2 separate regions of the Homo sapiens genome follow, and region 2 is linked to region 1. The links are chromatin loops, found by intact Hi-C in ENCODE. Cell type or tissue: right lobe of liver. All regions are shown on one strand. Links, peaks and the distances in the headings refer to the core of each region. The heading gives the core; the rest is flanking DNA.

Region 1 (11,068 bases), core at 4,706-7,205:
AAAGCAACAGTGTGACAGTTCTGAGCTAAGCCTCAAGAGGCTTCCCATGGTTCCACTTGCTCTCTTCTCCTTTGCCAAGAGAATGTGCCCCAGCAGCCCTGTGATTCCAGGAGAAGGACAGGAGATCTGTGGAGCAGACTCAGAGCTGCAGATCTGCAAACATGAGCAATAATAAATGATTGTTGTTTGAAAGTATGGAGTTTTAGAGACATTTGGTACACAGTGTTCTAGTGGTAATCCAACCTCCCAATCTGTGGCAAATTCAACATGTCTGAGGGAAGATCTGATTGGATCCTCTGGTCACCACCCAAAATGCAGCTGCTCAAAAACCAGTCACCCATGAGCCAATGATCACTCTCCTGTCCAGTCTGTAGATGGCTGCTTTGGGCTGGGGCACTCATCTCGGCTCCAGGCAGTTGTCCCATGATTACAGGGCATGTGACAAAGCCTGGTGGCCTGTTTGAAGGAATCATCTCTGGCCCCTTGTGTTCAGAAGGGGTATAAATGTGGCAGAAAGGAGTTTCTCTGATTCTCTTGGGTTCTGAAAAGTAACAGCTGAACTACGAGAAATAGCACATAAGACTTTGTCTGCATGTGGCAGTCAGAACGATTCTCAAGCTGTAAACGCCAGGATATAAGAAATGTGACATTCCTTACAACTCGATTTAGTAACTATTTTGAGCCTCATTATGCCTAAGAGGGAAAAGACGAGGCCCAAGTTCACACAGACAGTTTGGCAGAGCTGGAGTTAGAACCCAGATATCCTGGCTCCTTATTACAATATCCCTTTTCCTGCCTCGTCAGTCTTATACTTGGAAGGAACTCCAGGTCCCATCTCCAAGCCAGTAGAGCCCCTACTCCAGTCTCTTTGATCATCTGGGCTATGCTTCTGCCCTCCATTGACTGAGCACCCACTGCTTGGAAAAATTCTAAACAACACCTTCCTCCTACTGAATCCCAGTCTGCTTCCCTTTGTCCTATACCCACTGTATAGGACAAAGGTAGTGATGTACAGCTACCGCTGTAGTGATGCAGGTGAACCCTAAAATTGGGGCTCAGTCAGGGGAGGTTCTTGGCTTCATAAAGGAAAGAATTCAAGAGTGAGCCAACAAAGTAAAGTGAAAGCAAAGCAAGTTTATTAGAGCAACAGAGTACAGGAAATGACTGCTCCATAGACAGAGCAGGGCTACCCCATCAGCACAGTAGCCTTTGTGGATTGCTGGCTGACTATATTAATAGCTACTTTTTATTATATGCTAAATAAAGGGTAGATTATTCACAAATTTTCAAGAAAAGAGGTGGGGTATTCCCCAGACTGGGGGTTCCTCCCCTTTTAAACCATGTAAGGTAAGTTTCAGGCATTGTCATGGCATTTGTAAACTGTCGTGGTACCGGTGGGAGTGTCTTTTAGCATCCTAATGAATTATAATTAACATTCCGTGAGGAATGAGGGCAACTAGAGGTTGCTTTCATTGCCATCTCGATCTTAGTTGGTTTTGGCTGCCTACTTCATGGCATCCTGTTTGAACAGATCCTGTTTTGATCAGTGGAGTTGTGACTGGGATTGTAACCAGTGCTCGGAGAACAAGTCTTGCTGATCTCCTACCTCACTAGCTCTGTCTTCTGGTGCTACAATAAATATACACTCTTTTCTCTTTAACTTATAAACACTTACTGTAATTTTAAGTTCTATAAATTCTATTGCATTCTTTTTCAAATCTGCCTGTTAAAAAGTGTCTCTTTTGGCCGGGCACAGTGGCTCATGCCTGCAATCCCAGCACTTTGGGAGGCTGAGGCAGGTGGATCACTTGAGGTCAGGAGTTTGAGATCAGCCTGGCCAACATGGTGACACCCCATCTCTACTAAAAATACAAAAATTAATTGGATGTGGTGGTAGGTGCCTATAATTCCAGCTACTTGAGAGGCTGAGGCAGGAGAATTGCTTGAACCTGGGAGGCAGAGGCTGCAGTGAGCCGAGATTGCACCATTGCACTCCAGCCTGGGTGACAAGAGTGAAACTCCTTCTCAAAAAAAGAAAAAGAAAAAAGTGTCTCTTTTTTTGTATGATTTTGATTCCTTCTTGTATGCCTCTTCTTTTCAAAATACTTTTCTTTTGAGACAGGGTGGAGTGCAGTGGTGCAATCAAAGCTCACTACGGCCTCGACCTCTTGGGCTCAAGCAATCCTTCTGACTCAGCCTCCTGAGAAGCTGGTACTACAGGCACGTGCCACCACACCTGGCTAATTATTGTATTTTATTTTGTTTAGATAAGGGGTCTTGCTATGTTGCCCAGGCTGGTCTCAAACTCCTGGCCTCAAGTAGTCCTCCTGCATTGGCCTCTCAAAATGTTCGGATTACAGGTGTGAGCCACCATACCTGGCCTCAAAATACTTTTAATTATCTTCATCTGAAGTTCTTGGGGGAAGGGGGTGAATGGTGTCTGTTGACTCTCATTTATGGTGAATGGCTTCCTTGTGTGTTCTTATATGAGTTCATCTTCAGGGGAGCTCTATCTGAGGATATTTTGTGTAGCCAGATTGAGGGCAAGTTTCCCTAAACTCGGCTGAGTTTGCTTTGCCAGTCATTTCACATCTTTATCTGGGGTCACTATGCTAATTCTTGGTTTGGAGTTTCTAGTGCATGTGAATAGAATAAATTTATATATATACATTTGCAGTCTCAGTTCACTGCAACCTCCGCCTCCTGGGTTCAAGAAATTCTCCTGCTCCAGCCTCCTGAGTAGCTGGGATTACAGGCGCCCACAACCACACCCGGCTAATTTTTGTATTTTTAGTAGAGACGGGGTTTCACCATGTTTAGCCAGGCTGGTCTCGAACTCCTGGCCTCAGGTGATCCGCCCACCTCGGCCTCCCAAAGTGCTGGTATTACAGGCGTGAGCCATCACGCCTGCCCAATAAATTTATATTTTAAAAGACCTATGTGAGAATAGAGTCTACATATTTTCATCGTAGCATTAATTTGATTGTTTGTTTCCAATGACTACTAGGATGTCAGCTCCAGGAAAGCAGGGCCTTTGTTTCTCTGATTTTGGTTGATAACCCCAGTGTCTAGAGCAGAACTCGGCACACAGTAGACATTCAATAAGTGTTTAGCGAAAGAGAGAATTGAATACCTGCTTCACGGTGTGATGATGTCAGTGGCATTTGAACCAGAGTAACTCCATCTTGAATAGGGGCTGGGTAAAATGAGGATGAGACCCACTGGGCTGCATTCCCAGATGGTTAAGGCATTCTAAGTCACAGGATGAGATCAACACAAGATACAGGTCGTAAAGACCTTGCTGATAAAACAATTGCAGTAAAGAAAGTGGCTAAATCTCACCAAAACCAAGATGGCCACAAGAGTGACCTCTGGTCATCCTCACTGCTACACTCCCACCAGCGCCATGACAGGTTACAGATGCGATGACAACATCAGGAAGTTACCCTATATGGTCTAAAAAGGGGAGACATGAATAATCTACCCCTTGTTTAGCAGATCATCAAAAAATAACCATAAAAATGGGCAACCAGCAGCCCTCAAGGCTGCTTTATCTATGGAGTAGCCATTCTTTTATTCCTTTACTTTCCTAATAAACTTGCTTTCATTTTACTGTATGGACTCCCCCTGAATTCTTTATTGCATGAGATCCAAGAACCCTCCCTTGGGGTCTGGGTTGGGACCCCTTTCCTATAACAATGGGAAGAATAAATGGTGTGTCAGGACTGTGTTTGCCTGCAAGTAGCAGAGTGTTCCATTAGACATCGGGTCTGTTTTCTCATATAGATGCTGTTGCCGAGTCAGGGGTGCAATGATTTCTAATGGCTCTGTGATTTTCTTGGGCTTTGTCTTATGGTCGCAAGACAGTTACCATAGCTCCAGACATTACATCCACATTCAAGGCAGAAGGAAAAGGGAGAAAGTAGGAGTAAAAGGGAAGCAGCAGTGACATTTTCCCTTTTGTTAGGAAGGTAAAAGTTTTTCTGGAAGCCTAACAGCAAATTGCTGCTTTGATCTCATTTGCTGGAAATGGGTCACATGGGGATTCCAGAAACAAGGAAACTTGGAAAGTGAGCATTTCCTTTATCTGGACTCTATAGATAAGTAAATGAGGACAGGGACTTGGGACACCCGTGGAGGTATATGCCAAATGAGACATATACATAGTTTATATGTAAAGCACAAAGCAAACCCTTAGAAAAGAGTGCCTATTTTCATAATAACCATATTGTTGCCATTTAAAGCTTTGCATTCTCTGTGATCCTGTTGGCATCACATATTCTTGGCTTCTGGAACAGCAGGCTCCAAGGTACTCGGACCCATAATGGTCTCCCTCCCTTCCTCCTTGTTCTGTTCAGAGCACTAAAGCCCTTTAAAAAAAAAAAAAAAGCCAGATTACATTTTTCAATGTGAGCTACTTCCTGCTCTCATTAACTCCATCTTCAGTGATTTGGCCAGAACCTGCTGCCAGTCTGAAAGAGTTGGGGGAATGTACAAGTCAAAGATCCCTCGGGCCCAGAACCAGGTCAGTGTCAAGGTCACTCCTAAGAACACTGAGATGAAAATAGCAGAAGAGCCCAGCCCGAGTCTTGGGCAGACCTTGGAGTGGCTGAGAAAGGAGCTGGTAAGGTTTTGCATTGCTTTTCCTTGATGCCCCGACTACATATTTTCCAAAGATCTCTGGTTTTCCTTCCCGGGTCCCCCCTGGGGCAGAGGCTGCAGGCTACGGTATGGACCCTGCAGTCTCCCCTCTGGGACCTACCACACAATGCACAATTGTGATCTCAGGTTCAGGGATAAGTAGGTCGTGGCCTATATGGGAGGTGCTGGGTGTGGTGCTGGCCAGACTGGTTTTAGAATGACACTGAGTCCTCCGTGTGTGCTGAGTCCTCTGTGTGGCTCTAGCAGGGGATTTATCTCTTTGAGCCTCAGTTTCCTTATCACAAAATGGGAATAACAATAGTACCAATATCATATGGGGTATTGTAAGGATTCACTGAAGAGATGCTTGTAATCCTCTTAATGAATACTTGGCACCGTGGTGCTGGCTATTATAACCCTGACCCAGATGGACATGCGTACACCCAATGTCTTAGCCTGGGTCCCCTAGAAAGCAGAGGCTTGGACAAGGATTGAGAAACTAGCACTTTATTTGGAAGTACAAGCCAAGGGTGGTGATAGGGAGGAACATAGGGTGTGGCAGCAGAGGCCAATGCTATGCCAGGCAATTACGCCAGACATTGTATTACCAAGCAGCCTACGGCTTCAGAAGTTGCCTTAAGGAGGCCCAGTGGGTGTCTCAGCAGCTGAGATGCTCTGCAGGGGTTGAAGGAGGAACTGCACATTGGGGGAGAGAGAACGAGAGGAAATTCATCTGCCCAGCTCGTTCCTGTCTCTCATTTCCCATTGGCAAGGGCCTCCCCCATGGAGCACTAACTCTCCTGACCCGATGTTATGTTACTTGGTCCTGTGGTTGCTGCTCAGGAAGCCAGGCTTATGCCTTTCATTATGGTATTTTCTCCAAGTCCGAAAAAAGAGGGGTGCCCCCAAGTGTGTGGGGACACCAGCCAGGAGAGAGGAGGCAGCTCAGGGAACCTCAGAAGAGGTTTGTTTCTCAATATACACACCTCTCATCCTGGGGAGAGACAGACAGGATTGTCCAAAAATGACCTTTCTGGGTTGCCAGGCAACAGGCCAGCTGGGACCCAACCCTGTCATCACCCCAGAGGAAGGGCTGACCCAGTAGGGTTTCTCATGGGACCAGGGAATTCCAGCAGCAGGGACTGCAGCTTCCCACAGTCAGCAGGCATCCAGCACTGGGCAGCTGTCTTCCTTATGCTCCCTGAAACTGTGGGTGCCTGGATGCCTCATCACCACCTCCGTGCTGGGAACCCCACTGTGGTCTTGTAGGCGCATACCCAGAAATATGTGCAGGAGGAAAACCCTAAAATCGAGAAAACACAGAGTGAATGTTTTCTGAGGAATTAGGAAAAAATGGGCCCAGGACCACTCGCTCTGCAGCCTGAGTCGTCCCAGTGTTCTGAGGGAGGCCGACTACACCTTTGCTTCACGTCTTTCCTTTTTTTTTTTTTTTTTGAGATGAAGCCTCACTCTGTCGCCCAGGCTGGAGTGTAGTGGCACGATCTCGGCTCACTACAACCTCCGCCTCCTGGGTTCAAGTGATTCCCCTGCCTCGGCCTCCCTAGTAGCTGGGATTACAGGCGCATGCCACCACGGCTGGCTAATTTTTTTGTATTTTTAGTAGAGACCGGGTTTCACCATGTTGGCCAGGCTGGTCTTGAACTCCTGACCTCAGGCAATCTGCCCACCTCGGCCTCTCAAAGTGCTGGGATTACAGGTGGGAGCCACTGGGCCTGGCCTCACATCTCTCTTTCTAGCTACATATTCTCTTGGCAGTGTTACTCATGCTTGAGTAGAGGATGCAGACTTGGTCTTCTTACTTGTAATCAGCTTGTCACAAAAATGAAAACACTATTTTTAGTGGGGAAATAATGTTCATAAGTATCTCTTGCAAAGAGAGACAGAGAAAGAGAGAGGCTGAGAATCTGTATATCTAACCATGTGTTGCCCCGACCAGCTTTGGAAGGAAAAACAGAAGCATTTGCAGTGGCTGCCTCTGGAGAAGGACGCTTGAGTTGAGGGATAAAGTGAGGTGGGTGGGAGAGACTTTTAAATATATGTCCTTTTGTAGCTTTTAAATTTTCTATCATGTGTTAAGAATTACTTAGTCAAAAAATAGAATTTTAACATTTTTAAAGAGAAAGCGAACTTTGGGAGCTGAGTTGAGAGGATCGCGTGAGCCCAGGAGTCTGAGACCAGCCTGGGCAACATGGCAAGACATTGCCTCTACAAAAAATAGCCGGGCATGGTGGTGTGCACCTGGAGTCCCAGCTACTCGGGAGGCTGAGGTGGGAGGATCAGTTGAACCCAGGAGCTCGAGGCTGCAGTGAGCCGTTATTGCACCACTGCACTCCAGCCTGGGCAACACAGTGAGACCCCGCCTCAAAAATAAATAAATAAATAAATAAACAGAAAGAAAAAGAGAGAAAATGTATGGGAAAAAATTCTCAGGAAAAAATGGGAGAAAGAATGGAGATGGCTGAAGATGACAGGAGAGTTCTAATGCAGCAGTTCTCAAACTTTTGGGTCTTAGGAACCCTTTATGCCCCAAAAAATTATTAAGGCCACCAAAAAGCTTTTGTTTACGTGAGTTATATATAACAATACTGACTGAATTAGAAGCCAAAGCTGAGACATTTTTAATATATTTACTAATGCATTCTAAAATAATAACAAATTCATAATATGTTAATAAAACATTACTTATTCAAAATAACTATATTTTTCAAAGCAAATATTTAGTGGGAAGAGTAGCCCCATTTTACATTGTTGCAAATTGCTTTAATGTCTGTCTTAATAGAACACAGCTGGATTCTCATAGCTGCTTCCTGCATTCAGTCTGTTGAGACATTACATGTCATTAGCTTCTGGAAAACTCCATGGTATGCTCATAAGAAAATGAAAGCAAAAAAAGGAAAATAACGTCTTACTATTGTAACCAAAGTAGTTTTGACCTCGCTGACCCCTTGAAAGGATTTTCCCATGGGCAAATTCATTCAGTCCTCATGAAAGCCTTGAAAAGTAAGCAATTTGCTTTCTGCTTTGCAGAGCAAGAAACTGAGGCATTGGTGGATACGGCTTCTGTGAGGCTGTGCGAATCACAAGTGGGCTGGTCTCCGATGAGACAGCGAGGGAAGGGGCTTGATGGGGAAACATCCAGGGCTCCACGCATCCCCTCACAGGCTCCTTCTCTCTCCTAGTCTGAGATGCAGATTCAAGATCAGAGTCTCCTGCTCACACTGAGGCATCTTCACAGTGTCCTGGAGGAGCTGCGTGCGGACAGCGCCCACTGGGAGGACGCCAGGTCCAGCGGAGGGACATCCCCCATCAGAGCTCGAGCGGGCTCCGAAGGCAGGGGCTGCCAGCCGGTTTGCTCAAGGGGTCTGGCCCAGCTCCTCCGAGGGGAAGACAGCAGACGAAGCTCTCTCCCTTAACTGGACGGAGATGACACTGGGCTTTAACACTCTCCCCATTAGTCTAACCTTTCACTGTGATATTTCAGGGGCAGAGTGTTGGAATGGGAGTCAGAAAGCCAGGGCTCTGGGTTCATTTCTGCCCTCATCTGCTGTGCATCCCTGGATCTGTCACTCAGCTTCTCTGTGTCTCTGGTTCCTTTTCTGTCACTTGGGATTTCTTGGTGAGGCACACATAAGGTATTGGATGTGAACACACTTTTCGACTGAAAACACAAATGTGCTCTAGTGCTCTGGCAAGCACCATGGCAGTAACCCTATCCTTGGGAATTTTTCACAAGGCAATTGTTAAAACAAAGAACTAGATGTGCAGTAATGGTTACCAAGTGTTGCTATGGTGAAAATTCCAACCCCTGTGTAGTGACTTAGTGGCTGTTTTCTGTCTTCCCAGGAAGCCTTCCCATTCCCCTTCATCTGATAACATATTAGGCCCTGTAACCACCCTGGCCATAGGCATGGGTATATTACCAGGCCTGGCCAATGATATAATTCATGGTTGCCCTAAAAAGATGATTGGCCCAATGGATGGTCATGTGAACCAACAGAGCCAGTCACCGACCTTCCCTGAGATTGCTACCTGGAAGCTCTTTCTATTACACTCAGGCTGAGGCTGCTGGTGGCCATGTTCCTACCAGGTAAAGAAGACCTGTCTGCAGTAGGAAGGAAAGAGGCTAATCTCCAAAGAGAAGTAGAGAGAGGGCCACACAACAGATGGACAGAGAGGAAGAGCGCTGGCTCTTTTTGGTCCCTGGTTTTAGGTCCTAGTTTTGTGAGTTACTCCTGCATTCTTTCCAGGGACCGAAGCCAGTCAATTTCACCCCCCAACACAGCCACACACATCAATTTGTTTTTGGTTAAGCTGATTTGAGCAGTTTCCCTCATTTGCAGCTAGAATGGTCTTGAGGAATATGATCCAGATGTTCAAAGAATCAAAGAGGAGAAATCAATATGAAAATGGCATTTCATTCAATGAGGGTTTGTGACAACAACCTCCGTAACAGCAGGCAACCAGGCTTGTGATACAGCAGAGACACTCAGTTGTGTGGGGTGCTGCAGTCATAACTGAAAAATTGTATCTGCCTATAAGAAAGACTAAAACAGAAAAGGTGAAAATAAAAAAGTCATGGTGTTAAGATGGTCTGATGATCGGTAGCCCTTTTTGTTTTTGAAAATCTACCTGTATGTTGCTAGAACATTGTTTTTATGGCTTTGAAAAAGTAAATCGATTGCATGTAGAGGCAGAGTGGAGGGGGTGCATTATAAGTATAATGTTTGTAGTCAGATCAACCTGTGATTTTTGTATTTGGTAATATAAATGATACCTGCTCTGTGATGCTGGAGCTGGGTCCCTGCAAAGCACCTTTTGGTGTTACCAGCTGCTCCCTGTTAGAGTTTGTTAGGCTTTGCCAATATACAGCATGGAGTTAGACTACAAGTCTAGAGGAGAGAAAAGGGGCTTGCTCCTTCTTCTTGTTTCCCTGTGGGCTTCCTGTTCCTATGAGCATCTCCCAGCAATGTTTCTTCACAACAGGCAGCAATTCCTTCATGAAGCACCAGACTTCTCCAGGATCCAGGTTCCAGACTCCTGGGGCCCCTTCCAGGAGCTCAGAGACATCAGCTTCAGATGCCAGTCCCTCCTCCCCTGAAGTGTGGGTCCCTGCCTTACCTACCTGGCCCTTTCCTGAGCTCAGAGACACCAGCCCCAGCTGAGCTGAGTTCCTTTCTCAGATAGCTGAATTTAAACTCCAGGGAATTCCTCCTGTAAGTTTTAAAGTTTGATAGTTTCTGCCTCTTTTCTTTGTTCCCTCAGCCCTGGAGATGGCAGATGCTTGCTGCAATTCCTACCTTAAAGTTCTTTTTATAACCTTTCAGTCACCCAGTTAACAACTTTATACCTAGTTAGCAATTCTTTATATTAAATTTTCTGTGTTAAAATAACTGGTGTGGTTTCTGTCTCCTACCTGTCCCAGACTGACACAGCTTTTTGCTATTATTACCAATTGCCACTGTAACCATTCTTGGTTACACTGGAAAGGCTAATGAATGGCACCTTATTATTGCTGCATGATTATGTTCTGATTTGTGAAACTATGACTATTACAAATGGACAAGCTGATTAGCCACTATTATCTTGAGAGACATCTGCCTGGCCATGCAAAGTAGAAATGACATTGCTCTCCCATGCCCGATGCTAATCACTAGCACCCTCTGCCTCTCCCTGATTTCCACATTTGGGCCCAAAGACCAAAAACCCCTGCCAACCCCTCCATCTCCAATCTGGGAAGATAGACCTAGAGCTCCAGAACCTGCCCTTCTGGTGGGATATTTGTTGTTCTCCAAGACCCTACATTTGGAACCAACGTTCACTTCCTGATCCTAGGTCAGAGAAAGCCAAAGCTGAGCCCAGATGCTGGACAAGGAGTTGGGATGGAAATTACATCTTCAGCGTTGGTCCTAGAGGTCTGGGTGGGAAATCATGGCCATGCAGGACAGTGAGCACCAGAGGGAGCATGTGGATCATGGTCTCAGGAAAACCCAGGGTTTTCTCTGCTAAGGCAGCAAAAACAGGACTGCACACCTAAGCCTAGCATCCAGGATGAAGAGAGGAGGGGACAGAGATGGAAAAAGGATTCATGAGGTCAGAAGCTAAAAATTTAGGAGCAAGAACAGTTCAAGATGTGAAACCTAGAGTGAGTCAGGGCAGGCAAGGCAGGGCTTACTTACACTGTGACTGATTAGAAATGATCTAATCTCTCACACCTTTACATGAGAGCCAGCTTCCAGTCCTGGGTCAGCTGTGACACCTTACAGAGCCCATGTGTTGTGGTGTATATTGATGTGTAACAAACTGCCTCCAAACTTAAACACAGCAATCCCTTTATTATTGCAACAGCCATTTATTATTGTTGTAAATTATGTTTCCCATAGTTCTGGGCTCAGCTGAGCGGTTCTTG
Region 2 (2,500 bases), core at 1-2,500, 240 kb before region 1:
ATTTGTGGGGCAGTGATCTGAGTCCGCCCTGTCCCTGTGGGCCTTTCCCACCGCAGCCTCGTGTGCCTGTCCTGGGGCTCACCTCCTGGGCAGGGCCTCTGGATGGGACATTTCCTTGACTCAGAAAGCACCTGGCAGGTGGCTGCCTCCTCATGCCCAGCCCGGCCAGCCTCTCGTACCCGGCTCTCCAGGCCCCAAGCCGAGCCGCAGGTCTTTCCATTGTGTGTGCAGGGGCTCCAGCCGCCCCAGGGACCCAGTTCACACTCCCCTGTGGGGTGAAAGGAGAGACAGACAGACAGACAGACAGGGTCAGCCGGCAGTGAGGGTCCTTCAGATCCAAGGGCAGGGTTTGAGGGGTTCAGTCCTCTGAAGACTGAAGACACCACTTCCACCTGCTAGGAGCAGAGTTATTTATAAGAGCCTGGAATGAGAGCGAAACGAATGCATGCACAGACTAATATGGGCCTGAAGCCAGAGCGGCCGACTGTCTAGCTTTAAAGGAAAGGCTTCCTGGAGGAGGTGATGTATGAGTTAAAGGGAGAGAGGGGAGCTCGTCAGGTGAGAAGAAGGAAGCCCATTCCAGGCAGGTGTGCAAAGCCTTGGGAGCCCGGCCCACCATGTTTGGGAGATGGGGCAGCCTGAGTTGGGAGTCAAGTCTCAGGAAGGCGGGGACAGGAGAGGAGGCTGGAAGGTTGCCTGGGAAGCCCTCAGGACCAGGACACAGGTTTTAAACTTGATCATGTGTCTTTGATCAACTTTGGAAGGAAGAAAAAGGAGGCCATGGACATAAAAGTTCTTCATAGGGGGTAATAAAAATACATATATACATGTATATATATATATACACACACACACACATATATATATACACATATATATACACACACACACATATATATACACATATATATACACACACACACACATATATATATACACATATATACACACATACACACACACACACACACACACACACATATATATATATATATACTTTGATTATTTTAAAAGTCCATGAGAAGTAGGCACAGAATATGGGTAGCTATGAATACTCCTATTTTGTAGATTTGGACACTGAGACCTAGAGCAGAGGTTTGCTAAGGGAACGCAGCAAGAGGCTCACACAGCAGACACAGCAAGCTCAAGACACAGTGGGACCCAGACCTTGCTAGATACACACATTTGACAAGTAAAGACTGAGCACCCAGTGTATGCCAGGTGCTATTCTGGGTGCTGAGGGAGCAGCAGCAGACAAGACAGCCCAGGGTCTGCAGGCCTCCTGGAATTCACCATCTGGACACCGCCGTGATGAGGGAAGTGCAGGCACCGTGGGAGCCCAGAAGCAGCATGGGTTGGGTTGTAGGGGAGGAAACCCCTGGACTGGGTCTTGAAGTGGGGGTGGGATGGCGGGGAAGGGGAGCCTAGCCAGGCTCAGGGAGGGACGGGAGGTGCTCCAAGTGAGGGCATAACCCCAGCAGAGTCCCCAGGATGATTTGGCCTGGAACTGGGCAAGCCGGAGAATAAGCTCAAACTGAGGAGGAAAAAAATGATGGGGGTGGAAAGGCTGGCAGATGGGACAGATTGCCCAGGGCCTGGGTGGGCTCCGCCCAAGGGCAGTGGGAGCCACTGAAGGGTCCTGGGAGGAAAAGAAATTGAGCAGACTATCATTGTGAAATACTCCCTCTGCTGTTGAGTGGAGACTGGGCTGGAGGGACTGAGAACCAAGGCGGGAGACGGGCAGGAGCTGTGGCCAGAACCCTGGCGATAGGCAGGGGGTGGCAAGAGGGTGGGAAGAGGGCGGCACAGAGGACAGAAACAAATGGGTGGGGAGAAAGGGATGAGCTGAATGGTGTGGGTTTGGGAGCTTCGTGCTGCTTCATTTTCACCCCAAAGTTCTTCCTACCACCCAAAATATTATGCATTTGTTCTCAGGTGTCGCTTCTGTCTCTCCACTGAAATGTCATGTCCTTGAGTGCAGAGGCTTTGTCTGTTTTGTTCTGTAATGTGTCTCCAGCACCTAGGAAAGTGCCTGGCCATAGCAGATGCTCTAGTAGATATTTTCAGAGTGAATAAATGAACAGATTGGATTGAATATAGGGTGAGGGAGAGAGAAGAGTCAACAGCGATGTCTGCATCTCGCGCATGCCACCCAGGGATCAGGGAGCTGGTTATTGAAACCCAGAGGAAACCCAGAGGGAGCGTTAGGTGGGGGATGGTGGCAGTGGGAGTGGAAAGAAGGCACCCAGAGGGCAGTGGAGGTGAGGATCAGCTGCTCAGGGAGGCTGGAGACACGGAGTCAGGGGCCATCAGCAGCTGGAATGACCATGAATGTGAGCCCGGAGGGAATGCGTGGGCAGAGAGGCACAGTGTAGATGAGAATGCCAAGGAGCAGCCTAGTGCAGGAACGGGAGGGCTCACAGGCAGGAGTGTGACAAGGAGCTGTTAGGAAATAATCAGAGCAGTAATAACACTGATACTGACACGTACTGAGCATCTA

Evidence for each region. Peaks named below come from ENCODE experiments on the same cell type or tissue, not always from the same donor. Only the 100,000 strongest peaks of a DNase experiment are listed, where the experiment ranks them.
Region 2: a loop joins it to region 1, with 2.4 times the contacts of the local background. A loop is called at or near these places in 42 of 110 quality-filtered maps.

The regions. Positions count from the first base shown.
Region 1 is chr20:1,199,028-1,210,095 of GRCh38, forward strand. C20orf202 (chromosome 20 open reading frame 202) reads left to right here and starts at 4,427. Exons shown (of 2, transcript NM_001394958.1): 1 at 4,427-4,624; 2 at 7,842-10,049. The coding sequence starts at 4,559. The coding sequence ends at 8,075. In right lobe of liver, for the core only: no CTCF peak of the experiment used is centred there; no DNase peak of the experiment used is centred there.
Region 2 is chr20:963,853-966,352 of GRCh38, forward strand. RSPO4 (R-spondin 4) reads right to left here. Exons shown (of 5, transcript NM_001029871.4): 4 at 83-268. Among named protein-coding and RNA genes, the nearest start is that of RSPO4, 37 kb to the right of the region's middle. In right lobe of liver, for the core only: no CTCF peak of the experiment used is centred there; no DNase peak of the experiment used is centred there.